Linked DNA regions of Mus musculus: all the other regions are linked to region 1. The links are chromatin loops, found by intact Hi-C in ENCODE. Cell type or tissue: left cerebral cortex. All regions are shown on one strand. Links, peaks and the distances in the headings refer to the core of each region. The heading gives the core; the rest is flanking DNA. Region 1 holds the start of Zrsr1 (zinc finger (CCCH type), RNA binding motif and serine/arginine rich 1). Region 2 has its middle 68 kb from the start of Gm40816. Region 3 has its middle 56 kb from the start of Gm40816.

Region 1 (10,616 bases), core at 990-8,989:
CTAGACCCTATCTCAAAAAAGTAAAATAAAATAAGTAAAATCTGAGGGGGGAGGATAAAATATCTTAGAGGTAGTGTGCTTGCCTAGTAAGTGCAAACCTCTGGGTCTGTTCTCTAGTACTGAAAAGAAAAAAAAAAAAAAAAAGGAGGGGGATTCTGATTGTTAATTTTAACAAGTAAGCTTAATGATTCATTTCTTCTTCAAACCTGTGCTATTGAAACAACTTATCATCACAGGGGAAAAGGGGCTCCAATGTACTACAAATGGATATGTATGTCCTACTCACATCCAAATTCCTAACTTGAGGATCTGGGGATCACCTGAGAGGTGATCAGTGTTAGAAGTTATGCAGACAGGAGCTTCCTGATGGTATTACAACTTTTACAAGTGTGTGTGTCTTTTCTACATCACACACAGAGAAATAAGTTCTACTGTTTAAGCCAAGCAGTCCATTGTTACAAAAGCAGGGGTAAACTCAGATATAGGAGAAACTAAAAGCAATTACAGCCTACCTCAATTAGACACAGATCTAAACTGACTAATCAGGCCAACACTTCTGCTAAGACTTCCAAACACAGCCATTTGTTTTTAAGTGAATTTGCCATCAAAGAGTAGAAATTCATAATAGGAGAGGAAGAAAAAGCAACGACAACAAGTAACAACAAGGGAGCTCATGATTTGGGGCTATGAAGATCAACTTCATCACTCAGGCTAAGCCTCTCACATGCAGCTCTGCTGTCCCCCGCCCCCAGCGGCACTCACATGCCTATCATGTTACTCACTGGAGACCTCAGTAAATTTATACTGACTCATCCTGATGCCTGTAGGCCACTCTACTTTTTAACTTTATTATTATCAATGTGGAGGAGGGGTGCATATGCCAGAGTTGATCTACGGAAGTCAGAAGACATCTTTTTTTTTTTTTAAAGATCTATTTATTTATTTCATTTATGTGAATACACTGTGGCTGTCTTCAGACATGCCACTAGAGGGCATCGGATCCCATTACAGATGGATGTGAGCCACCATGTGGTTGCTGGGAGTTGAACTCAGGACCTCTGGAAGAGCAGTCAGTGCTCTTAACGGCTGAACCATCTCTCCAGCCCCAGAAGACATCTTTTAAGAATTAGTCCTTCAGGGGAAGGGGAGATAGGATAGTGGGTTTCCGAAGGGGAGACCTGGAAAGGGGGAAACATTTGAAATGTAAATAAAGAAAATATCCAAGAAAAAAAAGCAAAACAAAATTAAAAAATGGAAAAAAAAAAAGAATTGGTCCTTTCTTTCCACCTTGCTGAGAAGGGTCTCTCTTGTTTCTGCTTTGTTGGATATTCCAGGCCAGCTGGTCCAGGGGTTCTAGGAGACAAGAGTCTCCATCTCCGTCTTGCTGTGGGAGCCCTGGTATTACAGATGCACACCAACACACTTTCTGGCCTTCTACATGGGTTTGGGGATAGAGCATAGGACATCAAGGCTTACACAGCAAGTACTTTTACCTGCTGAGCTTTCTCAGTACTTCTACCATTTTAATTTTTTAAAAAAGTCATTACAGAGAAGTGGAGAGGTGGCTCAGCAATTAAGAGTGCTTACTGCTCTTGAAGACCAGAGTTCAGTTCCCAGCAGTCACATCAGGCAGCTACCTGTTACTCCAGTTCAAGAACTCTGACCCCCGGTGGCCTTTATAGGCACCAGCACAAACATGGTACACACACTCTCTTACACACATAGTTAAATATAAATAAATAAACAAATAAACCCAAACACAGTACATTCTCTTACACATATAGTTAAATATAAATAAACCCTTTTTTAAAATCACTGTCTTAGTTAAGGTTTTACTGCTGTGAACAGACACCATGACCAAGGCAACTCTTATAAGGACAGTATTTAACTGGGGCTGGCTTACAGATTCAGAAGTTCAGCCCATTATCATCAAGGCGGAAGCATGGCAGCACCCAGGCAGGCATGGTTCAGGCAGAGATGAGAGTTCTACATCTTCATCTGAATGCTACTAGGAGAAGACTGGCTCCTAGTAGCCACGTGGTTAGGAGAAAGGTCTCATTGCCCACATTGATGTGGTGGTTTAAATAGGAATGAACCCCATAGATTCCTGTGTTTAAATGCTTGGCCCATAGAAAGTGGCACTATTAGGAGGTGTGGCCTTGCTCCAGTAGATTTGGCCTTGTTGGAGAAAGTGTGTCACTATGGAGGCAGGCTTTGAGGTGGAGCTACACCAGAGACACTCACAGTCTCCTTCTGCTACCTGTAGATCCAGACAAGTCAGCTCCTTCTCTAGCACCATGTCTGCCTGCATGCTGCCATGCTTCCTGTTATAACGATAATGAATAAAATCTCTGCACTGTAAGTCAATTATATGTTTTACTTTACAAGAGTTGCTATGGTCATGGTGTCTGTTCCCAGTGATGGAAATCCTAAATAAGACGGTCACTATGTGCCAGGTATGGCAGCAGACTCTTCATTCCAGCACAGGAGGTAACAGAGTCAGGAGGTTCTTTGTGAGTTTGAGGCCAGCCTGGTCTACATATTGAGCTTCAGAACAACCAGTACTAACACACACACACACACACACACACACACACACACACACAAAGTATATTTTTAAAAAATGAGAAATGGAGGTTATAAAAATAACTTTTATTCACCTGATATAATTGTCTCAGAGGCTTACTGTTGAATAATCTTATCCTTTTTAGTTCTTTCTGAACTCTGGCTGGCTAGTTCAACTCTGCCGTTCTGGCTAAAACTCCTCTCCAAGTTGACTGACTCAATCTGACTTCTCTCGGCTTCTAACTGAATTGCTCTGTCATCAAACTAACTCTGGCAATTTATTCTAATCTTCTAGCTCCTTCCTATTGTCTGGCTTCTGCTGCCTCTGCTGACCTACACTGACTGCATGAACTCAGGAACAAACTCAAGTCCACTGTGCTGCACTCACTGCACTGACCCCTGACGGACTCCTCTCCCTGCACTGCTCTTAAATAGCTTCTATTTCCCGTGCGTTCTCACAGGAGTTGGGAATATCCTATCTCTGACTCATTCCGTCAAATCTTTCTCTGATTCACCACTTTGCCTCTCAATTAGACATCACTTTCAAACACTAGTGCTGCTTCCTCTGCACACTAATCTTATGTGCATTGTTTGGGATTGAAGGTGTGGAGTGCATCTGCATTCTAGCCAGAGCACACAGAACTAGGTCTTTGGATGTTATCCCTTCCCAGAGCAGCCATGTTGCTGGATTAAAATTCTTCTACAGGAGGCAAAGAAAGTTGTAAAAAGGCTAATTTATATTTTTGCTTTCATCTTTATGTGCGTATTCATATTCACTGTCAGGATGCTCCCATATGTAGCCACTCCTTGAATATACAGGTACAAGGGGCAAGGAAATAGTCTGTCTCACTGATGTTCACAAAGTCCAGAGGTATACAATGATGTTGACTTGAATACATGGCTATATTTCATATAAACTAATAATAATTTGTTTTCTAAAATGCAAAATATGCTCTGGATAAAGAAAGGTAAATTTAAAGTCGTAAATGGTAATGGCAGGTTCTCTGTTAAGAAATAGTGTAGGGCTAGAGAAGATGGTTCAGCGTGTAAGAACGTGGCTGCTCTTACAAAGAACCAGGTTCAGATCCCAGCACCCACATGATGCCTCACAACCATCTAGATCCAAGGGAACTGAAGCTCTCTGTGGGTACCAGGCATGAATACGGTACACAGACATACATGCAGGCAAAGTACTCATACACACATAGTAATAAAAATGACTTTTTAAAGCTAGGCCATGGTGGCACACACCTTTGAGTACAACACTTGGGAGGCAGAGGCAGGAGGATCACTATGAGTTCCAGGTCAGCCAGGGCTGCACAGAGAAACAAAAACCTGAGAGAAAGAGGGGTGTGGGTGTGTGTGTGGGGGGGGGGGGATTTTACATAGAAACCCTGTCTCAAAAAAACATAGATAGATAGATCAATAGATAGGTAGGTAGATAGATAGATAGGCAGGCAGTCGTATAAATAAGCAAGCCCAGGCTGCAGTCTAGGATGACTTTCATCTTCCAATCCTCCTCCTCCTTCCTCCCCAGTTCTAGGACTGCAGCCGTGTACAAGCACTGTGCCTGGCTATGCAAAATTCTGTGGAATTTGTTTTGTTTTGTTTTTTTAATGAAAGAATTAGTTGAAACAATTTCTTTTTCTAATTTTTAAATTTGTTTATTTCATGTGTATGAATGTTTTGCCTCAATTGGAGACCAGAAAGACCTCTGATCCCCTAAAACTGCAGTAACACTGGGTTGTGAGTCACCATTTGTGTGCTGGGAATCAACCCTGGCTCTTCTAGAAGAGCAACAAGCACTTTTCTTTTCCTTTCTGTTTTTCTGTTTTTGTAGACCAGGCTGGCTTTGAACTCAGAGATCCGCCTGCCTCTGCCTCTCAAGTGCTGGGATTAAAGGCGTGCACCACCACCGTCTGGCTCCCACTCTTTTTAATTTTATAATTAAAAATTCTACTATATTAATTTATCCATCTGTATGTGACATGTACTTGTCATCCATGCATTTGTAAAGCTTGTGCCGCCACTGCCAGCCTGCAAAAAGAGCTCCTAACCACTAAGACATCTCGCCAGACCCATTGAAACAAATTTTTTATTAAAAATAATTTTAATTTCAAAATGCCAAGCCAAATGTTTAGATGTTTTTATACACAAAATTATTACTGTTGAATAGCCAGCAAAAGTATTTTCTGCCTCGAACATTCCAGAATAAGGAAACATTTAGACATCTTTATGCAGTCCTGCAGCTATTAGCAAACCAATATTCTACTGCCGCCTACAGTAGAAAAATAAAATTACAGCTAAAACCTAAACGTACGCCCATATTTTACCTCAGGACTGTGTCATGCCAAGAGACTCGTGCAAGATAGTTGCTGCAAGTTCACATCCTACCTGGGCTACCCGTGGAGTCCCAGGCCAATCTATATTAAAGACTGAGACTGTATCCCAAGTAATTAACTCACAGGTTTTTTTTTGTTTGTTTGTTTGTTTGTTTTTAGAGACACAGTTTCTCTGTATAGCCTGGCTGTTCGGACACTTTTACAGACCATACTGGCCTCAAACTCAGAGATCTGCCTACCTCTGCCTCCTGAGTGCTGGGATTAAAGGTGTTCACCACCACTGCCTGGATTTGTTTAATTTTCTTGTGTGTGGGGGGGTACTCTTTAAATCTATTTTTACTAATGTTTAATTACATTATCCAAACCATATTGTAAGAGTAAAATCTTTCTCTATAAGAGGGACCCAGACCTTAACACAACTGACTCCATGATGGAAGTGCCATTCAGGCCATAAAACTCAGCACACAGACAGCACCACCTGCCAAAAATTAAAACAAAGATTTAATCAGTTAAAGCCCATAAGCTATGGGAAAGATTCTAAATGAACTGACCTTGCTTCTGACTAGTTCTGCTTCTGGCTAGATGTTCTTGTTAACTGAAATATGTCAACCTAGGATATGGTTTTGGTGCTTAAAAGGTCACCCTGAGAAAGGCTCAGTGTTGCACTGCAGTCCCAAACACACAGTGTAGTACCAGCAGCCTAATAAAGATTTTCTAGCTGAGTGACAGCATTGTAGCCCTTTAATCCCGGCACTCAGGAAGCAGTGTAATCAGTATAGTATTTTTTTAAAAGTCTTTACACATGTAAAAATAGCTTAGTCAGGACCTCCACTACAGCCAACACTGTGTCTGATACCCAGAACCCAGCAACTTCACACACTCAAGAGAACCTGATACAGGTATAAACCCCATGATGCGGACTGCTCTGCATATCTGGAGTGATACCTCCTAGATGAACCCTGTGGCTGGACAGTCTCCCCAGGATCCTGACCCTCAAATCAGAGACTTCTGTAAGACTGGACCTGACCTCCAGCTAAGATACATCACACAGGTGAGCACCTTGGGGATAAAGACTTAGGACCATATTTAGAAATTTAAAGTGTGAACCTTGTATGATGACCCTCAGCATAAAATATAACTTTTGCTATACACAGGTATCTACCTTCTTTCTTGTGACACAGAGGCAGGCAGAGCTTTCTTCTTAGTTAGGGTTTTACTGCTGTGAATAGACACCATGACCAAGGCAAGTCTTATAAAGGACAACATTTAACTAGGGCTGGCTTACAGATTCAGAGGTTCAGTCCATTACCATCAAGGCAGGAACACGGTAGCACACAGGCATGGTGCAGGAAGAGCTGAGAGTCTGACATCTTCATCTGAAAGCTGCTAGAAGACTAGCTTCCAGGCATCTAGGATGTGGGTCTTAAAGCCAATGACACACTTACTCCAGCAAGGCCACAGCTTCTAACAGTGCCACTCCCTATACAAACCATCACATTCTACTCCCTGGCCCCTATAGGCTTGTGCAAGCATAAGAGCCTATGGGGATCATACCTAAACATAGCATGATGCAAGGCCAGTCTAGTCTACAGAGCAAGTTCCAGGACAGCCACAGCTACACAGTAAAACCCTTGTCTCTGAAAAAACAAACAAACAAACAAACAAAAATAAAAGATTTTTTTCTTGGCTTAAACACTTGTCTGAGCAGTCTTCTCTGGTGAATACCCCACAAAACTACATTACAGAACAAATGAAAGGAATGTGTTTGCAAAAAACAAAACACATTCAATTTTTTATTCCCTTGGTTTTTCGAGACAGGGTTTCTCTGTGTAGCCCTGGCTGTCCTGGAACTCACACTGTAGACCAGGCTGGCCTCGAACTCAGAAATCCGCCTGCCTTTGCCTCCCGAGTGCTGGGATTAAAGGCGTGCGACACCACACCAGGCCCACATTCAATATTTAAAAAACAAAACAACAACAAAACCAAAACCCCTTACTTTCCACAAGAGTGAGGAGCTGAAGCCAGAAAAACGGTTTACCTGGTAAAGCCCTTGACAAACAAATATAAGAACTTAATTTCTATTCCCAGCACCCACATAAACAAGCCCGGGAAGGTGAGCTGCCAGCACCGGCATGGAGGGGTGCCCTGCAGTGAGACAAGCCTGCCCCGGCTCAGGGCTGAGCATTCTTACTGCAGGAGCACTCCCACTGCAGGGGGCGGAGACAAAAAAAGCAGTAAATCGTACTGCGCAGGCCTGCCTTTCCCGGAGTAAAGACGTAACTGCAGATTACAGGGTAACTGCGCAGATCAGACATACTGCGGATAACTGCAGATACCTGGATGACTGCGCAGGCGGACCGTACTGCAGATAACCACCCGCAACTGCGCAGGCCGGTCGGTAAGGCAGATAACCACTGTTCCAGCTGTACCATGGATAACCGGGTAACTACGTAGGCTGATCATACTACGGATAACCAGGTAACTGCGCAGGCCGGCCATGCCACGGAGGCTGGCCTTAAAGCGGATAACCGGGTAACTGCACAGGCCAGCTGTGCCATGCATAACCAGTAACTGCATAGGCTGGCCGTACCACAGATAACCACGGATACCTGGGTAACTGCGCAGGCAGGCCGTACTGCGGATAGCCAGGTAACTGCGCAGGCTGGCTGTACCACGGATAATCGCGGATAATTGGTAACTGCGGCCGCCCCACAGATAATTGGGTAACTGCGCAGGCAGGCCATACCACGGATAACTGGATAGACGGATAACTGCGCAAGCCGGCCATACCGGCCCGGCCGGGTAACTGCATGGGCAGGCCTATGTACTGCGGATAAACGGATAACCGGGTGACTGCCCAGGCAGGCCGTACTGCGGATAACTGGATAATCGGGTAACTGCGCAGACCATCCGTACCTCCGAAAACTGGGTAACTGCGCAGGCCTACCACGGATAAGTGGGTAACTGCGTGGGATAACTGGATAATCGGGTCACTGCGCAGGCAGGCTGTGCCACGGATAACCGGACAACCGGGTAACTGCACGGATAGGCTTTATCACGGGTAACTGGATAACCGGGTAATTGCGCAGGCTGGCAGTACCACGGATAACCGGATAACTGCGCAGGCAGGCCTACGTACTGCGGATAACCGAGTGACTGCGCAGGTAGGCGGTACAGCCCACATTCCAACGCAAACACTGGCCTTCGACTGCGCATGCGCACATTCAACTACTGGTTGCTGCATTGCGCAAACACGCCGGTGACTCAGCTGGTTCAAGCTTTCTAGGCTGGTGGAAAGGAAAGTCAACTGGGCTGAATGGTGCCACCCTGAAGTTGCTGTCCAGGAAGGTAACGAACATTAAACAGCAGAACAACTTAGCAGCGGGCGACATTTTCAATCCACAGCGTGAGAAAAAGAGATTATCGCGAGATCCGGGAAGAGCCCCCCCCCCCCCCCCCCCCCCCCCCCCCCCCCCCCCCGCTCTGCGGTAAAATGGCATCACGGCAGACCGCGATTCCTGAGAAACTCAGCCGAAAACAATACAAGGCGGCAATGAAGAAGGAGAAACGCAAGAAACGTCGGCAGAAAATGGCTCGGCTGAGAGCTCTGGAAGCCCCACCAGAGGAGGACGATGATGTTTCTGCTAACGAAGAACTTGCAGAGCGATTACTGGAGATAGAGCGGCAAAGATTACATGAAGAGTGGCTGCTGAGGGAGGAGAAGGCGCAAGAAGAATTCAGAATAAAGAAGAAAAAGGAAGAGGCCGCTAGAAAACAGAAGGAAGAACAGGAGAGACAAATAAAGGCCGAGTGGGAAGAACAACAGAAAAAACAGAGAGAGGAGGAGGAGCAGAAGCTACAGGAGAAGAGAGAGAGGGAGGAAGCGGTGCAGAAAATGCTGGACCAGGCTGAAAATGAGCGCATTTGGCAGAACCCGGAACCACCCAAGGATTTAAGGCTGGAGAAATATCGACCCAGTTGTCCCTTCTACAATAAAACGGGAGCGTGCAGATTTGGTAACAGATGTTCACGGAAACACGACTTTCCCACGTCAAGTCCCACCCTTCTTGTGAAGAGTATGTTTACAACGTTTGGAATGGAGCAGTGCAGAAGGGATGACTATGACTCAGACGCAAACCTGGAGTACAGTGAGGAGGAGACCTACCAGCAGTTCTTGGATTTCTACCATGACGTGCTGCCGGAGTTCAAGAACGTGGGAAAGGTGATTCAGTTCAAAGTAAGCTGCAACCTGGAACCTCATCTGCGGGGCAATGTGTATGTTCAGTACCAGTCGGAAGAAGAATGCCAAGCAGCCCTCTCTCTCTTTAATGGAAGATGGTACGCAGGACGACAGCTCCAGTGTGAATTCTGTCCAGTGACCCGGTGGAAGGTTGCAATTTGTGGTTTATTCGAAATGCAAAAGTGTCCAAAAGGAAAGCACTGCAACTTCCTTCATGTGTTCAGAAATCCCAACAACGAATTTAGAGAAGCTAACAGAGACATCTACATGTCTCCTCCGGCTTGGACTGGCTCCTCTGGTAAAAACTCAGACAGGAGGGAAAGGAAGGACCATCATGAGGAATACTATAGCAAGTCAAGAAGCTACCACTCTGGTTCATACCACTCCTCCAAGAGAAACAGGGAGTCCGAGAGGAAGAGTCCTCACAGGTGGAAGAAATCTCACAAACAGACAACGAAGAGTCATGAGAGGCACAGTTCAAGAAGAGGAAGAGAAGAGGACAGCAGTCCAGGTCCACAAAGCCAGAGCCACAGAACCTGAGCCCAGCTAAGGCAGCACCACTTGGACCCAAGACTGATATCAGGCTTGGCAAGGGAGTTCATTTTACAAATGAACAAAACTTCATTACAGAATAAAAACCTAACACAGTATCCTTCAGATTCCCCAAAATATTCAAAACGAAACTGATTACAAAGGAAAGGCATGGTGACTCCATCTAATTCCCAACCAAGTTACAAAACCTTGTGGCTTTAAGAAACAGAAACAGGTATTCAGTATTTCTTTGTCTGTTATAATGCTTATAATGCTGTTATAATGCTTAGTATCATGTTATTGATGTTATTTTCCATACAGTTTAAGCTGGCTTCCCATGTTGTTTTCCTGTAATAACTTTACATTGTGATGCTTTGTCATTAATATATTTATTAACATCGTTTTTATATTGTCTGAATCTGTTTTACAAAGAACACATAAGAGTACAGAAACACTAATGCTCCTTGTTTTTATAGAAAGGCTCTCACTATGTATCCCTGGCTGGCTTGGAACTTGCTATATAGACTAACTAGGCTGGCCTTGGATTCACAAAGATTTGCCCATATCAGCTCCTGGGGTCACAGAAATATACCACCTCCCAAATCCAATGGTCAGATTTTTTTTAAAGCCTTCTCTGTGTGTGTGTGTGTGTGTGTCTGCACAAATGCTGTAACCCCTGAACCATCTTTCTAGCTCATAATGATATTTTCTTAATCATAGGTCTCATAGTCTTGAGAACAAATTAGTGAAAATTTTAGGTTCTCTACTAAGTAACCAACTTAATATAATTTACACATATTATTTCCAAATACAACATTGTAAATTTAAGAATAAATGTTTGAGGTAAGAGAGTTATCTTTATGTAAATGTTCAGATTTTAAATACTATAGGCTCTTAATATCAAACATCTGTCACAGCTACTGTTACTATTTTGCCAA
Region 2 (10,616 bases), core at 145-8,144, 250 kb before region 1:
GAGAATCTGGAGCCATGTCTCAAGCAGAACATAGGCTGTCAGCTTGTAACCCATGATTTTGCTTTTAGTCATTTGTTTCACTGTTCCCAGGCACCCCTTCCTTGGAACCCCTCTCCAAGCTAAGGCTGGTCCTTGGAACTACATGACCATACTAGGTGCTGGGGCTGTCATTTAATATGCTCCCAAGTAGGTACCAGAGATCCTGAAGCAGGTTCCTATGACCATGGGACCCCATTCAGTTACCTGAACAAAGCAAAACCAGCACACACTCCATCTAATGCCTGTTATTCTCACAGCTCTGGAATTAGCAAGCTGTGAGTTATTCCTTACACAAAGCCAGGAGAATAGTTTAACATCTACTTTATTCCTGTGCTAAATAACCACACTGCTTCCAACTTCTTCTTTGTATAGATCTCCAGCTTTGGTAAACAGGTCCTCTTCCCATACAGGGCCCAGCATGTGAGTTTCCTATAATGCTCTGGAGCACCAGGAGGGAATGTTTGTGAGTCCTAACATCGAATCCAGTACACTCAAGGTAAAGTATTTAGCAAAGCCGAAGGTAACATGTGGGATTTCTATACTTAAGCATCCTGGGAAAGCAGACTGTAAAGGGGACATTGCCCTGCCTCTATCACCAACTATGTCAGAACAGGAGGCAAGAAGACAGCCACACTTGGCAGGACCTCCTTTACAAGACAAGTGTTACTTGGGCTCAAGCAAATTCTCAACAAAATGTGTTTTAGTTTGTTGTTTTGAGACAGGCTGGCCTTGCCTCTGACTACTGGGATTACAGGTGGGTCAAGCTCTTCTCTGTCAGAAACATTAATTTCTTCCAATAATCATTTTCAACACCCCACACACAAACACCAAATAAACCAGTTTAGAATCCCTTACTCTGCCCTCACTTGCCTCAAGAGATATACCGGTTTGCAAATAATGCTGGGCTTAGTGGTCAGCTGCCCTGCCAGTGACTTTCCACAAGCAAGCCATAACACAATTTGCATGCTAATTTATATGCCTTTCTCCCTTCTAACCTTTGTTAGTTTATCCCTGGAGCATTCAAAGTGAAGGGGAGATTTTTTTTTTTCATCCCCTTTCTGGAATGCTTAGCAAGCTCTCAGTGAAAGAGTGATGACCTGCACCAATTTTTTTGTTTTGTTTTGTTTTTCGAGCCAGGGTTTCTCTGTATAGCCCTGGCTGTCCTGGAACTCACACTGTAGACCAGGCTGGCCTTGAACTCAGAAATCCACCTGCCTCTGCCTCCTGAGTGCTGAGATTAAAGGTGTGCACCACCATACCTGACATATGATTTTTTAATTAAGATTTAAAAGTCATTCTGCTTTATTCAACCAGATTTAAGGTTTGTATTTATTAATTAAATTGTACATTTTGCTGTGTAGTGTCAATAATTTTGAGCAAAACAACTTTATTATGAAAACTCTTAGGTCATTAGTAATGGGTACACTTTAAATTGGAATCAGTTTAGAAGATATGGCAACTAGTCATGACCCCATAGAAGGAACATTATACAGAAGCCAAGTACTTAAATTCTTATGTTTGTTTGTTTACTTATTTGTTTTTATGATTTATTTCCCTAGGGGCTGAGAGATGGCATAGCAGTTAAGAGCTCTTGCAGTCATCATGAGTCCCACCACTCAGGAGGCAGGGGCAGACAGATCTCTGTGAGTTCATCAAGGCCAGCCTGGTCTATAGAGAGTTTCAGGACAGCCAGGACTATACAGAAACCCTGTCTTGAAAAACAAACAAACAAACAACAACAAAAAACCACTTGCTGCTCTTGCAGAGGACCTGGATTCAATTTCCAGAACCAACATGGCAGTGAAAGAAAATTAAATTCAAGGCCCATGACTCATGCGGCTTGCTAGTTAGGAGGGCTTTTTGGCCCAAGGTCAAAAAACAAAGGCTGTTGCTGTTAAGTCATTCCAGGAACTGGCTAGCCATAAAGATAGGAGAGGCATACAAGGACGCCCGGACTATCTCAGCTGTTACCTCGCTCTGCACGTACAATTTGCTGATGTTTAAACTGTTCAATTTTGTGTAACCGCGCCAATTCTTCCCCTGCCCCCAACTTTTTGTATATAAACCCCTAGCTTCTGAGCCTCGTGGTCGACTCCTCTGTCTCCTGCGTGAGATACGTGTCAGCCCGGAGTTCCGTCATTAAACTACCTCGTGTGTTTGCATCAAGACGGTCTCTTGTGATTCCTTGGAGGTGTGCCATCTCGGGACTTGAGTGGGGGTCTCCCCACTAGGGTCTTTCAGCAACTCATAACCATTTATAACTCCAGTTTCAGGGGATTTGACGCCCTCTTCTGGTTTCCATGGGACTAGGCACACACATTGTGCACAGATATACATGCAAGCAACTCATACACATAAAATAAAAATAAATCTCATCTCAGACCAGTACCCACTGAGACCAGAGGGGATGTTGAATTCCCTGGAACTAAAATTACTGATGGCTGCTGAGAGGCAAATCCAGGTCCTCTGGAGAGTAGTCAATGGCCTTAACTGTAGTCATCTCCCCAGCCCCACATTGCACGTAATCTAAGTCTGGAAAGGCTGAAAGTGTGCAAGCTTCTATTGAACAGGTCTTTTTTTAAATTAAGTCTTTAGTTACGGATGAAAACAGAAGATAAGAACATTGCTCCTGTAATAACTGGAGTCGGTTGGATACAATCCTGCACTGTCACATGTTTTCTGAAGCGAGGTCTGACTGCAGCCGTGAAGGATATGAAGGCATGCACTGGCCAGCAGTGGGAGAGGAAGGGGTGTCCATCATCCAGTCTGAGCCCAGGAAAGAGACTCTTCAAGTCTAGCAGGAGGCCAAGGTGGAGTGGGGGCATTCAGGGAAGTCTGTCAGAATGTAAAGCCTTGGGGTTGAGGAGGGGTTGGGTTCGGGAGTCTCACAGTACACCCTGGGCCCTTAAAAGCTAAGAAAATAAGCAACCCAGGGAGATCTAAGTCTGACATTGCCCCATTGTCCTGCCTGGGGCCAGTGATGGGTGCTACACACAGGAGCCTGCAGAGTTTGCTAGCTCATTAACCTGAGGAGGTGCAGACTGATGGCATCCCTTCTGCAAAGGCAGACAACTGCTTCCCTGTTTGCCTTTCCCTCTGCAAAGAGCCCTCTTCACCTACAAGAAGAACTACAGCCTTCAGAGCTGCAGCCTAGCAGCTGCCACGCATCTGTTTGTGCTGCAGGATAAAGGGAGGGACCTACATCAATCTTTCCATGAATGAGGTGAGGAAGGCCCAGGCCAGAAACAGTAGTGATTTCACTGAGGTCAGACAGCACCTCCTGAGCAGAACAAGGATTCATTTCCTGTTCAGGTTGTTTCCCATTGCATGACTCAGCAAACCCAGACTGTGCTCACATCCTATAGGACCGTGTCACCATGGTTTACTCCCGCGTTTGTCCTGGAAAATCAGTGAGCAACCACAGACCAAGGACAGGGTAAGCTTGCCAATGAGAATATAAAAAATGTTACATGAGGTAATTAAAATCTGCCTTTCCCAGCATCCCCTGCTTCCTGAGGCAATCCCACTCACGGCTGTCAAATACAGCTCTACATCAACAGTTGGAAACTCCTGTTTATTTTGAAGTATTGGCTACATTTTATATGGCAAAGAATTATAACCAAAGTGAAAGAGCCTTTAAAAGGCCAAATCAGCTATTGTACTACAAAGTAGATGTCCTGGCTCTTTCTAACAGCAAACACTTAGAAATAACTGTCAATTTAAAAGGGCTGATGGGTGTGATTTGTCATAGGATTTTACAGCTGAAAAAAAAAAGCAAGCGATATAAGAGCTTCTTTTTTATTTTTAAATTGAAGAATTATTCAGAAAGTTGGTGATCTATAAATAAAGAGTACAGTGAACAAGTGAGTGCTCTCTCCCTCCCACTCCCTCTCCCTCCCCCTCTTCCCTGTTCTCTCTCTACCCTCTCCCTCTCGCACTCCCCATCTCCTTCTTCCTCTCCCTCTCCCTTCCCTCTCCCTCCCCCTCTCCTCCTCTCCCTCCTACCCATGCTGATTCCTAGTCACCAAGTTCACCTTGCCATAGGCAACCAGTGTGACCTAGTTTTCCTGTAACATGTTTAAAGCTGTTTTATGCACACATGAGCCATTCACACACAGTCTCTTCTCACCTAAAAACTAACAGGCCCAGAACTCAGGAGGCAGAGGCAGACAGCTCTCCAGGAGTCAGAAGCCATCCTGGTCTACATAGTAAAGTCTAGGCCAGCCAGGGGTACATGATGAGCCCCTGCTGAGAAAGGATAAAACCATTACTCAGTACCTTACTCTTTCACTGAACATACAGTTGCATTTGCGGAGCATCTCTTATGTGTCAGGAACTGTTGATCATTAAGAATTAGCAGAGAGGGCTGGAGAGATGGCTCAGAGGTTAAGAGCACTGACTTCTCTTCCAGAGGCCTTGAGTTCAATTCCCAGCAACCACATGGTGGCTCAAAAACATCTATAATGAGATTTTGTGCCCTCTTCTAGCCTGCAGTCATATATGCAGGCAGAATGCTGTATATATAATAAATAAATCTTGAAGAAGAAAAAAAATTAGCAGAGAACAAAATAGCTGATTTCCCCTCCCCCCTCCTAGAGTCATACATTCTGTGAAAATAAATTTTAAAAGAAACATATGGGGCTGTGTGGTAAATGCCATGGAGGAAGGCAGCCCAAGAACAGAGGGTAGGGAGTACTTGGCTCTTGCTGTTTATCCAGAGTGATAAGGGAGACTATACTCCAGAGTGTATGCCCCAAATATGAAGGCATGTTCATTTGAAGACAAGGAGTTGCAGACAAAGGAGCACTCTGCCTTCCATCTATTGAGCTAAAAGAAGAACATAGATTCATGGAAACAGATATTCTACTCCTCTCTGCCAGCTGGAGGGAAAGACAACTTTGGTTCCTGCTGGGTCAGAGATGGCACCAGCGGAATCCCCATTGACCAGCTTTGCTAACCAGACTCTGTCTGCTTTTGATTTGCTCTTACAAGTCATTTTCTCCTAGAGGCACAAAATCCTTTCTTTGTCTTGTAACTCATCTAGAGGTGTACTGTTCTTGGGGAAGATGCGTACAAGCCAGAGTTGAAAGACCTGCATCTTAGCTGCTCACCCTGTGGGTGTCACCCATGTATATATTAACATGCTAATAAACTCCTAGATTTTGTTTTTCTCCTGATATACTACTGAGTGTTGGGAAACTGCCCCAACTAACATTCTATGAGAATTAAAGAGAACATTATTTTCTTCCCTGATAGTTGTGAGAGAAAGACTTGGCAAGACCTGGAGGGAGCTATGCACAGATGGGAGGGGCATTCCATGTGATATGACCACAGCAACCATCATCATGACCCCAAACCACTGAGGGACTCTCGGGAGGTGTGCATAGACTAAGAATTGCGAGTTACTTTTCTTGCTGTAACTTGACACACAGCTTAAGGAAGGAGAGCTTTATTCTGGCTTACAGTTTGAGGCCTACAGTCCATCATAGTGGGGAGGTATAGCGAGCAGCAGAAGCATGTTAAAGCTGCTAGCTCACACATAATTGGATCAGGCAGCAGATAGACATGAACTTGGGGCTTTCACCACAGACAGACATGAATGCAGGTGTCCAATTGACTTTCCCTTTTTGCCCTTTTTATTTGGCCTAGGACCACCCTCCCAGGATGATGCTGCCCAGACCCTTGGCAGGTCTTCCCCCTCAGTTAACCCTTTCAGGACAAGCCTAAGGCAAACCCAAAGGTGCGCTTCACCAGGCATTTCTTAATCCAATCAAGATGACTGTCACAATTAACCACTACAAGACTACCCCTTGTCAACTTGACACTGAAACACAAGACTTTAGACAATCATCTCATGTTTATCTAATAATACAAAATACAATCAGCACATGTAGCCTTTCTTGGGCAGGCTCTGCTTGGTTTCTGCAGCTTGCCTCAGCAAACATGCTCATTTCTAGTAATATATCGTGATTCACCAAAGCAGATAGACTGTACCAGACACAACTATGACATACTTCATCCACATCAAAACCAAGCAGTTGACATTCATTGTCCTAGGCAGACACTCATCTCTTCTCTGCCTTCATAGACTTGCTATTTTGACATTACATGAATGGTGGCAACCAATGTATAATCTTTTTACTGAGAGACCAAATTTTGGGGGTCCAGACTTCATCTTAGGGAACCTGACTTAAGTTTAAACTCAAGTAAACTAACCTAGCTTCAGTTTCCAGGTTATCCCCCCCCCCAACAAGTCTGTACCTAAGGTCACAAGCCCACCCCTGCCTAAAAACCACTGATTAGGAAAAGAAAGCAGAAGTTACGTTTATGGTTTGGCTCCCAGCACCAGCCAATTATACTAAAGGCCACAGTAGCCTCCCAATTAGATGCTGGCCAGGCTAGAAACACTCAGCCCTTGCTTGCCATTTCCTATAAACATTGTCCTAACCAGTGTTGGGGCTCTTCTCACTGGAACCATCCTGTTAAGCCTGACCTCAAGCTTGTCAATAAGGACCCTGGTGTGATTTCATCAGATTAGCTCCTGATTGGTCTTTCAGGGTTCATGAACACTTCCCTGGTACTACAGTACCTGACTCTTTCATGTAGCATGTTTTAAGGTGTATCCACACTACAGTATGTCGCAATACCTCATTCCTATTTAGTGCTAAGTTGCTTTCTGCTGTGCAATACATTTTTGTTGTTCACACTGACTTTTGATATTTCCTACCATCAATAATAGTTGAGTCTTCATTTTGCTTTTTAAAACATTGTTTTTTTTTAAAGATAACTTTATTACTTTTACTTACTGACTTTGTGTGAAGTAAGGGATGTGAGACATGAGTACCACAGCACATAAGGAGGTGAAGGACAACTTGCAGGACTTGGCTCTTTTCACCATGCACACATCATGGAAACAGAGTTCATTGAGCTCAAGGCCAGCCTGGGAAACAAGAGGCCCAGTCTCAAGTTTAACTTATTGTTAAAGGCAAAAAAAAATTAGTCAGGAACCTAAAAGTCATTCATGTTAACTCTCACTTACACCTGGTCCTTTTGTCGGTGTTTTATCGAGGGTGACCATTGCTCTAAATAAACACCATGACCACAGCAACTCTTATAATCAGGCCTGGCTTGTAATTATGAGTTTTAGTTCATTGTCATCATGGTGGGAAGCATGGCAGCACACAGGAAGACATGGTGCTGGAGAAGAATCCGAGAGTTCTACTTCCAGATCGACGCAGGAAGAGAGAGAGAGAGACACGGGACCTGGCTTGAGCATCTGAAACCTCAAAGTCCCGTCCCCCACCATGACACATTTCCTCCAACAAGGCCACACCTCCTAATAGTGCCACTCCCTATGGGCCTATGGGGAACATCATTTTCACTCAAACAACCACAGACAAACTGCTTTATAGCCACTCTGACTGGAATAAGCTGGTATCTGAAAGTAGTATTAACTTGTATTTCCCCATGACTAGGTATGCTGAACCCTTTTAAAACTTACTTGCGATAGTGTTACAAAAAACTTTTAAATTAGTCATATTAATCAAACAAAATATTTAACTAGATATGGAGACCCCAAAATAAGTTACCAAAAAGACCACAAGATACTACCAAAAACATAGCTATGCTTTAAATTTTAAAAGTACATGAGGGACACTTTTTTCCCTAAATGGGGAAAATGGCTGATGGGACATTTGCCTAAGCTGTCCTCGGACTTTCCAGGAACAACTGTCTCCATGGCTTCTCATTAAGGTCTGTTCAGTGTTTTCTCTAGGACCCATTTCTGTGAGAGGCTTTCTGGTGACCAGAGCAGGAAGGTTCATAGGGAACGTCCACAGAGTCGCTCTTTCTGTGTTTGACAAAGTCTCCAAGTTCAAGGCCTGGTGAGCTCCTTTCCTACACCTCCCTAATGGGCCGTTAGAGCAACTTCCAACCCAAGAGTGAGGCATGCTCTTCTGAGAAAGCTTCCTGTGAAACACTTCATACCGTGAGCAAGTCACCCTGATACCTGTCTGAAGACCCTAGTCACCCTCGGGCACCTAGCATGGGCTAGAGGGACCATCTGCCTCTTAGGACTCCAAGGACCCTCCAGTAAGACGATTGCTACATTCACTAATCCCTTAGCCTCTCTCAAACTGCTCTCCATATCTGCCAGTTCCTATCCTGCTCAGTTTCATTCACAAATAACCAAACAGTTCCAGGAAGAGGTAAGAAATCTTATTTAAGCCAGGCAGTGGTGGTGCATGCCTTTAATCCCAGCACTTGGGAGGCAGAGGCAGGTGGATTTCTGAGTTCAAGGCCAACCTGGTCTACAGAGTGAGCTCCAGGACAGCCAGGGCTACACAGAGAAACCCTGTCTCAAAACAAAACAAAACAAAACGAAAAGAGAGAGAGGGGGGGGGGGAAGGGAGGGAGGGAGGGAGGGAGGGAGGGAGGGAGGGAGGGAGGAAGGAAGGAAGGAAGGAAGGAAGGAAGGAAGGAAGGAAGGAAGGAAGGAAGAAGTCTTATTTAATGGCCAAGAAATAGACAAAGGAGCATGGCCAAAAGATACCTTCTATATGAAGAGTTCTGGGATCTGTCTTCCTGGTAGGGCAGGGCTGGTGGGGCAAGGGGTGGTGTACATGCTGTTATCTTAACTTCTCTCACAATAGGAGAATTTCCTGAGTCCCTTTCTTTCTCATTTGAGTGTGGTCAAATCTGTGACAGCACCTGTAGGTATGTTTTTATCACTATAATGAGATTACCATTAGCCCAACAACCAGACCCTTCTAGCCTCCTACTGGCCCCCTACTGTGCCCCTACTGCCCCCTAATCCCCCCTACTCTCCCCTACCTATTGGCCCCCTACTGCCCCCTTACTGGACCCTTATTGGTGACTGGGAGTATATGATAACTCCATGACAGGGAACTAGGAGCATGTGGCTTTAGCAAACAAGTGGCATTTGATGACAGAACAGTCACTAATTTCTGGGTTTAAGCTAATGACAAAGCCAATGACCACAACACAGATCAATAAAGTAGCAGACAAGATAATGCATTAAAGAGCCCTTATTATTCTGCATCTAAATCAGATATCAGAGACTGAAATCATCTGTAGCTTAGTTATTTCACATACTGTTCTACCCTCCCCTCACAAAAATGTCAAAATCAGAAGGCTGACATCTGTCCCTGAACCAGAGAGCCACAGCTTCCCTTCCAGGCTCACTGGCCTAGATATCTGATAATTCATTCCCAGAGCAAGCTGTCTTCTTTTTCTTTTTCTTTTTCTTTTTCTTTTTCTTTTTCTTTTTCTTTTTCTTTTTCTTTTTCTTTTTTTTTTCTTCTCCATTTCTTTTATTTAAAAAGGAAGTTGGCACAGGACACCCACAGCACTGAAGGAAGAAGGCAACTTCTGGCCTCATAGCAGTCTAGGTAGTCCCACCTAGGGACCAGACAGACCCACAGACAGCCAGAGGACTCAAAGTCCTATCTGGGTTGCCAGAAACTATCATTGAGTGAGGACTTAGTGCGCGAAGCACACAGTGCTGAGGGATTGAGGTTTTTTTATGTAAAGAAAGGCTTACTGTGTGGCTGACTGACAAGGCAAGAACCATAAGCAAGCACATATCTCCTCATAGCTGGTTGGTAGTGGGGCTGCTTATAGGAAGGGGAATTATTATGCCTCTTCATAGATCCCATGGCTTTGGGGGTGGTGTGGTTGTTATATTCTGCCCAAGTGATCATAAACTTGTGACATCATTAACGGGGTTGTTAAAATTCCTTATCCACCTCCCTAAGATACCAACAACAAACCAAAGGTATGATATGGCCAAAGTTCACCCTGGTTAAAATTCCTTATCCACCTCCCTAAGACACCAACAACAAACCAAAGGTATGATATGACCGAAGTTCACCCTGGGCATCCATGAGTTTATTGGGCTTACTAACAGAGCATTGGTAAGGGTTACATACAGGGACATGGATGTTTCTCCCCTCCCCAAAGGTTTGCACTGGAAAGTCTTTACCCAGCAGGGATAATGGGTTCCCATGGCCACATAAATAGAACTCCTCTTCTAGTTTCCCTTGCCTATATACTGTAGCCCCTTCCCAAGGCCACGTGCAATTAGGGCAGAATTACATACAACAGGTGATATGGAGGGGCTAGATACTCCAGTGAGGTCCTGTGACCCTCCCTGAACCTCCTTCTCCGAGAGGATGTCAATAGTCAACAGCCAACTAGAATGATAATCTTCAAGCATGTGTGGCTTAACTCTAAAGGTAGAATTATTAAGCTCAGAATTGTTTGGCAACATGCTCCACCCCTTCCTCCAGCTCCACCCCTTCCTCCAGTTCTTAGATTCCTTCCATCCCCTTTGTCCACTAGGGTCCCTGAGCCTTGGAGGGAGTGACATAGTATTTGTTTATTTTCCTTGCACTCCAACCAGAGCCCCTGAATCCTCATGCCCTCTTATGTATCCCCCTAGAACATGTCTGTCAGTGAGTCTCAGTGGTAACCCCTCTACTACCAAACACAAACAAAAGGGAAGGACATGGGAAAACGTGCAAACAGACCCTGATGAAAAGGGTAACTTATGGTTG
Region 3 (10,616 bases), core at 2,225-10,224, 260 kb before region 1:
CATTTAATTGGGGCTGGCTTACAGATCCAGAGGTTCAGTCCATGGCAGAATCCAGGCAGGCATGGTGCAGGATGAACTGAGAGCTCTACATCTTCATCTGAAGGGTGCTAACAGACTAGTGCCTTCCAGGCAGCTAAGATGAGGTCTTATAACCCACACCCACAGTGACACACCTACTCCAACATGGGCACATCTTCTAATAGTGCCACTCCCTGGGCCAAGCATATGCAAACCATCATAGTAACCTAATAGAAAGAAAAGTGTCCAAGAGTAGGCACCAGAGTCAGACACACACTCATTCACACACTCAGTGTACTGGCTGGTTTTGTGTGTCAACTTGACACAAACTGGAGTTATCACAGAAAGGAGCCTCTCTTGAGGAAATGCCTCCATAAGGTCCAGCTATAAGGCATTTTCTCAATTAGTGATCAAGGGTAGGAGGGCCCATTGTGGGTGGTACCATCCCTGGGCTGATAGTCCTTGGTTCTATAAGAAAGCAAGCTGAGCAAACCAGGGGAAACAAGCCAGTAAGTAACATCCCTCCATGGCCTCTGCATCAGCTCCTGCTTGAGTTCCAGTCCTGACTTCCTTTGGTGATGAACAGCAATGAGGAAGTGTAAGCTGAATAAACCCTTTCCTCCCCAACTTGCTTCTTGGTCAGGATGTTTTGTGTAGGAATAGAAATCCTGACTAAGACACTCAGGAATCCCATGAAAATACTAGACTGAAAGCTATAAGATATAGATAGATAGATAGATAGATAGATAGATAGATAGAGATAGAGATAGAGATAGAGATAGAGATAGAGATAGAGATAGAGATAGAGATAGAGATAGAGATGGAGATAGAGATAGATATATATGGATCTGCTGCAGATGGGTGTTGCCCCGTGCTTGCTTCTTCAGTCTCTGTGAGTTCATATGAGCCTTGCTCCTTTGATTCAGAGAGCCTTGCTCTCCTGGTGTCCTGAATCCCCTCTGGCTCGTACACTCTGTCTGCCTCCTCTTCCACAGATTTCCCTAAGCTCTGAGGGGAGGGATTTGGTGAGGATACGATGTCACTTAGAACCATGTGTTCCAAGGACTGTCTTCATGTAATGTCTGGCCATGGGTCTCTGTGTCTATTCTTGTCAGGAGGAAGCTTCTCTGATGACAACTAGTCATTGAGTATAGCAGAATACCATTCAGAGTCATTTTACTACTTTTTTTTTAAAGAGCGGTAGCGCCAAACCCCTTTTTCTGTTCCTCTAGTTAATGAGGACCAGACCTTAGCTCTCCTCTGCCAACTTGCAGGAGATACCCACAATCCCACGGCATCACTTTTTAAACAATGGCATTGTGCTGTGTGGGGATAGACTCCCTGCCTATAGGTTCCAGCTGCTACCACCCTAATTATTCCAGACCTAACAAATCTCTTCACATAATCCATGAGCTGTCTACTCATCCATTCTCTCAAATATCCCCTCAGGCACCAGGCTTACCTCCCTCTACTCCCCTGCTGGGTCCAAATATTACATATATGTCTTCTTGACTCTAACCCAGTTTTTAAATCCTGCCTCACCCTCAACCCTGCACTCTTCTTCCAACCCTCACTAATAAGACTCAGTGTGCAGAGCCGGGCGTGGTGGTGCTCGCCTTTAATCCCAGCACTCGGGAGGCAGAGGCAGGTGCATTTCTGAGTTCGAGGCCAGCCTGGTCTACAGAGTGAGTTCCAGGACAGCCAGGGTTACACAGAGAAACCCTGTCTCGAAAAACCAAAAAGAAAAAAGAAAAAAAAAAAAGGCTCAGTGTGCCTTCACAGTCATGCACACAGATATTAGACGTCATAGTCAAGGCAAACACTCAAAGGCAAGCTACTTTTTTAAAAGACAAATCTATTGTTTTTGGGTTTTCCCTGTGGAGTAAGCCAGTCACCCGAATTTCCTTGGGACTTCCCACCCCGCAGTTCAGCGTCCTGAGAAACCCTTCTCCAGGATGGAAAACCAGACTATTGCTCCTCCCAATTTTCCACCACCATGATAGAACGGTTGTATCTTGTTTTTCTTTCATGTGCTTTCTAAGTAAGTCTAAGGCTTTCTTAGACCATCCCTGAAAGGGAGCTTATTTCATCTTGACCCTAGTCTACACTCTGCACTTTCTTTCTCAGTTCTGGCAGATTAACTGTTGTTAGACATATTATGATTCTCAGCTGCCATCTGCCAGACAAGCCTGTCATGCCAGTGGACATGGGCATAGATGTGTTGGTTTTTGTTTGTTTGTTTGTTTTTTTGGTTTTTCGAGACAGGGTTTCTCTGTGTGTAGCCCTGGCTGTCCTGGCACTCACTTTGTAGACCAAGCTGGCCTCGAACTCAGAAATCCGCCTGCCTCTGCCTCCCGAGTGCTGGGATTAAAGGCGTGCGCCACCACGCCCGGCTTGGTTTTTGTTTTTTGTTTTTCCAATTTTTATTAGGTATTTTCTTCATTTACATTTCAAATACTATCCCGAAAGTCCCCTATACCCTCCCCACCCCCACTCCCCTACCCACCCACTCCCACTTCTTGGCCCTGGAGTTCCCCTGTACGGGGGCATATAAAGTTTGCAAGACCAAGGGGCCTCCCTTTCCAATGATGGCCGACTAGGCCATCTTCTGCTACATATGCAGCTAGAGACACGAGCTCCGGGGGTACTAGTTAGTTCATATTGTTGTTCCACCTAGAGGGTTGCAGACCCCTTCAGCTCCTTGAGTACTTTCTCTAGTTCCTCCATTGGGGGCCCTGTGTTCCATCCAATAGCTGACTGTGAGCATCCACTTCTGTGTTTGCCAGGCACTGTTGTTATATAGTGGGATGAGCTTTCACAGATCATAGGACTATCTGTGGTCACATGACCCAGAAAGCAAGTGTCTCTCCAGTGAGAGGGCCTGTTTTCCAGGAATCTGATGTGGGTCTGTGTTTTGCCTTGTAGCTGGCATGTGTGAATACTGCTCTAATACCGCTCTAGCAGACAAAATGTAGAGGCACCAGGCTGCATTCCATCCTCACTGTCATCAGGGTCTGGGGGCCAGAACACAGCCTAAGGTGGAGCCCCAGTCTGAGTGAGAAACGATGCAGACTGGGGCCAAAGCTGAGGTTCCCAAACTCCCGGACACCCAGACACTGCTGGAAACTGGAAGGATTCGGGAACCAGACTGGCGACGAGCCCGGGGGATCGGGTCGGGGTGGGGGGCACAAAGAGTTGAAAACAGGAAGGGACACAGTCTGGGGACAAGTCCAGGGCTGGGGGGATCTCCAGTTTAGCTCAGGGATGAGTGTCCATCTGTAGGGCAGAGGGGCCTTCTGTGGAAATCTTAGGTGGCACAGCTCTGTATGACAAAGGCCTTCCCCCCATGGTGGATCTTGATAAGAGACAGCTCTTACTTGTCCAAACTGTTTATTGATAGTGGAGAAATGGATATACAACTTACTCAGCTTGGACCAGCAAATACCTTTTGCAGGAAGGAATGTCTGGGAAGGGAAGCCTATTGGCTAAACCCTCAGGGCTCATCTAGGTACCTCATTAGCATGGAGGACTCTGTGCTCTATGCTATGTGACTAGTTGTTACAATCCTCATGTGGTCACATGCTCCAGGACAGGAATTGGCTCAGTAGATGAAACACATACTGTTCTCAGATAGGAGAATTTCCAGAGTTTCTAAATATGGTCAGCCTTCCCAGTTTTTCCATAACTCTGCCTTTTTCTTTTTTTAAGGGGAGGTGTCATTGGAGTGACTGTTGTCTATGTTATTTGAAGTAAAATTTTGGGTGGGGTGGGGTGAAAAAAAAAAACACACCATAAGTCAGAAGGGTAATGATGGGTAGGGGCTAGGAAGACCAGGGATTGCTGAACCAATTAACTGTTCAGTGGACTGAAACTGAGACAGGGATGAGTGGCATTCAGCCACACAAGATTGAGCAACAGCGAGTCTGGGATGCCCTTAGTTGTCCAAGGCTGCACACACACTACATTGACTGGCTTTGTGTGTGCCTACCCCACACCAGCAGGCACAGGTAACCCACTGAACTGCATTTGTGATGGGGATCAAGGATTGCGATTATTCCCCATGAATGAGGAGCTCCCAGTAAGTGTGGGTCATAAGCTTACATTGATTAAGATCCTGCCCTTTATACGCACTGCTCATCACTACTCCAGATTTGATGGTTTAGTGAGGCCCTCAGATTGGCCCCACTGGAGTTGGCCCATTGCCCTGGTTGAGCGCTGAGAAGACGGCTGAACTTGACTATCTAGAGGAAGTAAAAGTCAGCAGAAAATAGCTAAAGATCTCTACAACCCTATTCCTGCCTCAATCACCTCTTTCTGGTTTATCATTTTAAAATTAAACCAAAATGGAGGAATGTTAGCACCTTAGCATTCCTTCTAGGCTCTGCCTAACAGTTATCTAACAATAGCCAGGTAGACCTGGCTTGCTATAAAAAGGACTGTTTGGCCTCTCTTAGCTTCTCTCTTTTTCCCCTTCCCTTCCCCCTCCCTCTCTTTCTCTTCTCTTTTTCTCCCTTTCTTTCTCTGTCCTTCTCTGTCCCCTCTCTTTCTCTGCCTCTACTCCCTTCTCAACCCCCCTCCCATGCCCCTAAATAAACTCTATTCTATACTAGACATGTCATATGGCTGGTACCTCAGTGGGAAGAGATGCCTCAGCATGGGCCCACTAAAGCACCCCTCCTACCACACCATACCGTGATCTACAAAACATATCATTGGCTTATAAAACATCATTTGGTGCCATGACTCAGATTTACAAACTTGCAGGTTCACATTCCCCACAGCATGGACATTTCAGCCATCAGAGTGCTAGATCTCGCCATCCAAACACAGGTGAATTGGTAAGCCTCCCCACCACTGGTCAGTGTAAACAGCCCTGGTCTAAAGGGACGGCTGACCACCCTCTAGTGTTCTTGAGGACGGAGGTATTCGCAGTCTCCATGAGTGGTTCTTCTCACTAACTCCTCATCTTAGGACCTCTTCCCTTCGGAGGGATCTTTCTCTCTCCTCGACATGCTTTCTTTCTCATTGCTGAAAAATCCTGGGCACAGGTAAACCATTCTCCCACAGCTCGGGCACTGGTCCACAGCTCAGGCCCTAGTTCACCTCATAACAACCTGGTAATCTAGCCTGGCTGCCATTCCTACTCAATGGGAATGTCTTTACCACTACTTCCAGGTTCCCTACTGGGACACCTCCTGGTCTTAAAGGCTTCCAAATTCACCCATTAAATTGTCCCCAATACCCACTAGATAATAACTCTAATTGGTCACTTAAAACTTTTACAGCTCTATCCAGCTATCCAAAGAATGGAAGGTTTCCTATGTATAGGCTTTTCCCCACCTTCACGCCAAACCACTTTATTTTGTGATCTAGCTAGCTTGTTCTCCACTCTCTGCTCCCCGCTCTAGGTTCCCTGCTCTCTGTTCTCCATTCCATGCTCTCTGCTCCCCACAACTTTGACTCTAACAGCATTCTCCATACTTTGTTTCAAACTTAACTTGCTCGACAGCCACCTCCAATGCCAGCCATTTGCTGTAGTGGGCAGCCTTAAACTTCTGCTTCCTGGGAAATTTTTGTCTCTGATTTCATTCTGGTCCATACCAGTTTTAAGTCAGTTGTGTACCACACAAGCAACTCAGCTGCTCCATGTACCACACAGACCCACCGGGCTGCTGCTCGGACCCACAAGGTGGCAGAAGCTGCCTGCAGTGACAGGGAGACATCTCTTTACATGCACATAATGCCATGCCTGCCAGGCAAAATATGTCTATTTGTCTCTTTATATGTTTGCCTCTGCTGATACATAGCCATGCTTCTGTTGTTTCATTCTAAGATATAACAAACATCTGACTTTCCTTCAGGGGGCACTATAGCTCCAGCACCATCTTAGCTAAGGGCAGTCACATGGCTGGCTGTAGCTTCAGTCCCATCTTAGTTGAAGACAGTCTTATGACTATCTGCCATCTTTGTTATGGGCAGATAAGATTTTTTTTTTCATATGTTTACAATAATTTAATTTAATATTAGCTTAAAGATTTGTAACATTTAAAAGGTTGAAAATCACTGCCTTAAAGATATGTTTAGCCTTGGTTTTGCTACTGTCATTACTGTTATTAAGTTACAATGTAACCTCCTTGTTTGCTAGATACACTGTAAAGCAAGTAATTAAAAGCAGACACAAATTGTCTAGCCCAGATATGCTTAATAGATACCAGCTCTCAATCTTGTCAGAAATCTGCTAAATATAATGTTAAATGTTTATGCTTATTATGACAGACAAAGACTCTCAAATCCTAACAGTGACACCCCCCTCCCCGACACACACACACACACACACACACACACACACACACACACACACACAGAGTCTCCAAGAAGATATAAACACAGCATCAAGAGACTACCTGGATTGTGGTATGATAACCACTGAGAAAGACTGCCCCATTGCCTTACTTGCTGCCAGGGCTCTTCCTGAACTGTGGACAAACAGGGAACCCAGAGAATTAAATGTCTCATATTGCCTAAGACACCGTGAGTCATTCATTTCTCCCATGTTCCTACTCTCCAGGAAAAGCCTCTCATCTTCTGGGCTGGATGACCAGACTGACTCTGCCGAGTTGTGATGGCGACCACAAGGACCTGGGAGAATTGTGTAGGTAGTGGACTATAGACCAACCTCTGTCATTTTAATTAAAATATGACATCTAGATTATAATTTATTCTTCCCGGATTTCTAATAACATTGACAGCTAAGCTAACTGCAGCTTGACAGCTAGAAAACAGACAACTAGATTCTTACCCCAAGGTAATCCACCACCATATTAGCTCATTAGTCAATTCCTTAACTAGTTAAGACTACCAGATCTCTTATCAAAAAGACAGACCAGTTAACCTTGCTCACAGACTTCATAATAACGTATATACAAGTTTAGATATAACCCTTCGCAGATGTAACCTTCTCTTACTCCCTTACCTAAACTCAGTATCCAGTGACTAAAAACTTCATATTTCCTCCCCTTGCTATGCCACTGTTATATTGAGACTTCAAGAGTTTAAAATCCTAACATTAGCCGGGCAGTGGTGGCACATGCCTGTAATCCCAGCACTTGGGAGGCAGAGGCAGGCAGATTTCTGAGTTCGAAGCCAGCCTGGTCTACAGAGTGAGTTCCAGGACAGCCAGGACTACACAGAAAAACCCTGTCTCGAAAAACAAAAACAAACAAACAAAAAAAAAATCCTAACATTAACCAATAGAGTTATTATAAATTAGCCTAGCTCTAAAAAAACATTCTACTATATAATCAAACTTTTGTAATCACAAATTCAGTTTCCTTTGGTTGTCTTTTAACTATAGACTTAAGGTATTTCTCATGCTAAATTATATGATCAACTATCATATTCACAAGATCATTAAATGTTTGAGTTTCCTTTGATTGTCTTTTATATGTAAACTTAAAAATACTTCTCATTGTGTTAAATTAATGTATATTCAGTCCCCTAGACAGAGGGGGAAAGCTCTTCTAGCCCCTTCTGCTCCATGAAAGGTCTTCCCTAAGCTCAACTTTCCCAGTTTCCATCTGGTGACATAGTTCCATTTGCCCCACAATCCAATAGAGATCTTTTGAATCCAGAAGCTTAGCTTGAGGGTGTGAAATGCAGAATGTGGTTATCTGAGCATATACTGTATGTGGCCAATACTTCTGAGGCCAGTTAGGGTCTGAGGTAGGTCAGAGTACAATACTCCAGGCTTCCCCTTGTATAGTCATCCCCTGTGCTGCAAAATTGGCACCAGCCAATGGGGAAATCCTGGTTCTTTGGGCTGGGTTCAATTGTCTAGCCTTTGTATGTATATATAAAAGGTACCTCTTTAGGATGCCTTGGGAGCCAAGAACACTTATTATACTTAATGAGAAGGAAACAATTATCCTTAGTTGATTTTTGTAAAAATGGACTTTCTCAGAAAAATATGAGAAGAGCTGCTTACAAGATAAGTCAGGAGGCAGCGGGGGTTGGGGTTGGGGGGGTGGGGTGGGAGATGGGGCCGGGTACAAAAGGAGCAGAGAACAAGGAACAGAGAAAGTCCATGAATGGATACAGTTCCTGCAGAATGAGTAACCAGCTCAGGGCTTCTGCAAGGAAGGTAGACCTACTATAAATGTCAAGCAGACTTCTTCCAGGGACCTGAGTCCTTCTCATAATGTAGGCAAAAAGGCGATTTAGTAGTTGGGTTCCAGCTTAAATGAGTGAACAAGGGCCAAGTGGGAGGGAAGATGTTGCCATTTTGAGTTAAGTCAGGAAAGGATAGTGCATCTGAGTTTCCCAAGTTCCTTCTGAGCTGATCGCCAGTGTGCTTTCTGCAAGTTAGCTTCTGCTAGGGTGAGTCCTGTATCAGTCCTGGCTGCAAGCAAGCCCCTCAGAGATGGAAAGTCAACTAGCAGGGTTTAATGAAGTTCAAAATATGGTTCAATTAATCAACCCCAAGTACCAGGGCCCCTAGGCAGATGTTTCCATGAGAGGAATAGCAGGAAGCTTAGCCTAGTAACTGAGGTCAGGGGCCTGGTTGATGCTGTTATAATCAGATGTTCCACTTACCTTGGGTTGTTTTTGAAAGCGCATCCAATGGCATTTTCAGTTAATTCACGTGAGTATTCATTTGCCTGCATGTTCTGGAGTCAGTGGGACAGGTTTAACCCTGGAAAAATGAATCTAACTGTACAACACCAAGGACATTTATTGCCATTGGAGTGGCCCAGGTGACAATGCAGGGCCCCTTCTATTTTGGAGTAAATTAATCTGACAAAGAGCCTTTCTGTGAAGTTATTAGGACGTGTTCCCCAGGTTTAATCTTGAGATCAATAGGGCTGTGTTCTAGGGCAGAGAAAGCCAAATTCTCTAATTGTTCTCTGAAATTGTCCCCAATTAGTAAGATATTTTAGTATCTATCCTGTCTCAAGATCCACTATGAAGCCTTCCTACAAAAAAATGGTCTCACATAAAACCTTTTAAAAGGGGTCATTTTCATTTTTTTTCTTGAGGTATTTTGTATTGCTATGGAGAGGGTATGCTTGACCATTGCTCTGAAGTGTCTTGGCAAAGCTTGGCTGAAACATGCTTGAAGGTTTGACTGGTTTTTCTATTTTGTCAGAAGACTGAGGCCTCCAGGCAAAATATAAATACCTAACTCCTTAGCCACTGCTTGGGTTATTTGTGAAGTAAAAGGGTCCATTTTCACTTTGTAGTGTCTGAGGCAACTAAAATAAAGACATAATTTCTTTTAATAAATCCATGTCACTTCTGTAGCTCTGAGTTCTGATGGGAAACCTCTACCCACCCTTCACGGTGTCTATCAGTACCACCAGGAGTTTCTATCTGGTACAGATTGGCGTGTGTGGAAAATCTAAGCATCAGTCTTCCTGACACTGGGACCTTAGGGGACTGCCTCTCCCCTAAACAGCATTAAACAGTGAAGGTGTGTCCTATAGCACAAGCCTGACACAGAAAACCATGTGCCTGTTCTGCTCCCTTAAAGGCATGTGGTGCCCTTGTAGCCGTCCATCGTCCTACATCATGTACCTGTCAATCATCGTCACTTGGCTTGTCTAGGAACATCAACCACATCTATTTGACCATCCATTCCAGGAGGATCTGTGGACTAACAAAATGGTTTAACCTCAATGTGTCTATAATTGAATAAGATGAATTCTATAAGAAGATGAATTTGCTTACCCATAATGCCCAAGTTACCCAGGGTTCTCAGGAATGATGAGAATGTTCTTTAATGTGGACAGTGAGGATCTGCTAAGGCTTCAGTTGTCATCTGTCCTTTCTATTGCCTCTAGAGTCTCTGATCTCCCTTGCCTTCTCTTTGACACATGAGGCAGTCAATTATCCAATGTCAAAGATCTGGGCCCGTTTTTGTTTTGTTTTGTTTTGTTTTGTTTTGTTTTGTTTTGTTTTAAGATGTAAAAGGGGCCTGTGGAGATCTGATATGGACTTTAACCTAGTGTCCATTTTTCTTGCATTTAAAGCAAGCCATCTCAGGCCTTTTCTGGACCTTTTGAGTTTAATCAAGAACATCTTAAATTTTGGAAAACTATACTAGTAGTTGGTTTAAACAGAACTGGACTCCCGTTTGTAAAGCCTGGTGTTTCCTTCTCATATCAGGCTGGTAAGATGATGCAAAATTGCTCCATGAAGGTTTGTCTCTCTCTTGGGAGATGTAGGGCTGACATTAGTGTTTTTATGGAAAGCTTCCTCTAGTCTGCTATGAAGCAGCTTTTCCAACAAAGTGTCTCAGTTTTTCCTTGGGTGACCTCTCTGATTTTGTCATAGTTGACAGACTTGGTTGTTCCCCTTCATTCCCCCAGTAATAACTTCGAGAAACATTGCTCTTACCTGCATTCCTTCCTCCTCTGTGTATAATCCCACCAGGTGGGCAGAGAGAATTCTTCATTCTCAAAATCATTATTTGGATTCCTGACTGTGTTGCCTACTTCTACGTCAACTTGACACAATCTACAGTTATTTGAGAAAAAAGAGCCTCAACTGAGAAAAGGCTGCTGAGTGGGTGGTGATGCATACTTTTAATCCCAGAATGT

What was found. Hi-C counts contacts between places; a loop is a spot of excess contacts. Peaks named below come from ENCODE experiments on the same cell type or tissue, not always from the same donor. Only the 100,000 strongest peaks of a DNase experiment are listed, where the experiment ranks them.
Region 2: a loop joins it to region 1, with 2.5 times the contacts of the local background. A loop is called at or near these places in 6 of 42 quality-filtered maps.
Region 3: a loop joins it to region 1, with 3 times the contacts of the local background. A loop is called at or near these places in 8 of 42 quality-filtered maps.

The regions. Positions count from the first base shown.
Region 1 is chr11:22,964,828-22,975,443 of GRCm38, forward strand. All of the region lies in intron 1 of Commd1 (COMM domain containing 1), which reads right to left. It overlaps Zrsr1 (zinc finger (CCCH type), RNA binding motif and serine/arginine rich 1), which reads left to right and starts at 7,178. Exons shown (of 1, transcript NM_011663.3): 1 at 7,178-10,616. The coding sequence starts at 8,401. The coding sequence ends at 9,687. In left cerebral cortex, for the core only: CTCF peaks have their summits at 1,652 (motif pointing left), 4,848 and 7,461; DNase peaks (open chromatin) are centred at 4,842, 7,182, 8,113 and 8,982; H3K4me3 peaks cover 1,854 bases; H3K27ac peaks cover 1,698 bases.
Region 2 is chr11:22,716,345-22,726,960 of GRCm38, forward strand. No RefSeq gene overlaps it. Among named protein-coding and RNA genes, the nearest start is that of Gm40816, 68 kb to the left of the region's middle. In left cerebral cortex, for the core only: no CTCF peak of the experiment used is centred there; DNase peaks (open chromatin) are centred at 3,520 and 3,911; H3K27ac peaks cover 814 bases.
Region 3 is chr11:22,704,983-22,715,598 of GRCm38, forward strand. No RefSeq gene overlaps it. Among named protein-coding and RNA genes, the nearest start is that of Gm40816, 56 kb to the left of the region's middle. In left cerebral cortex, for the core only: a CTCF peak has its summit at 5,861 (motif pointing right); a DNase peak (open chromatin) is centred at 5,893.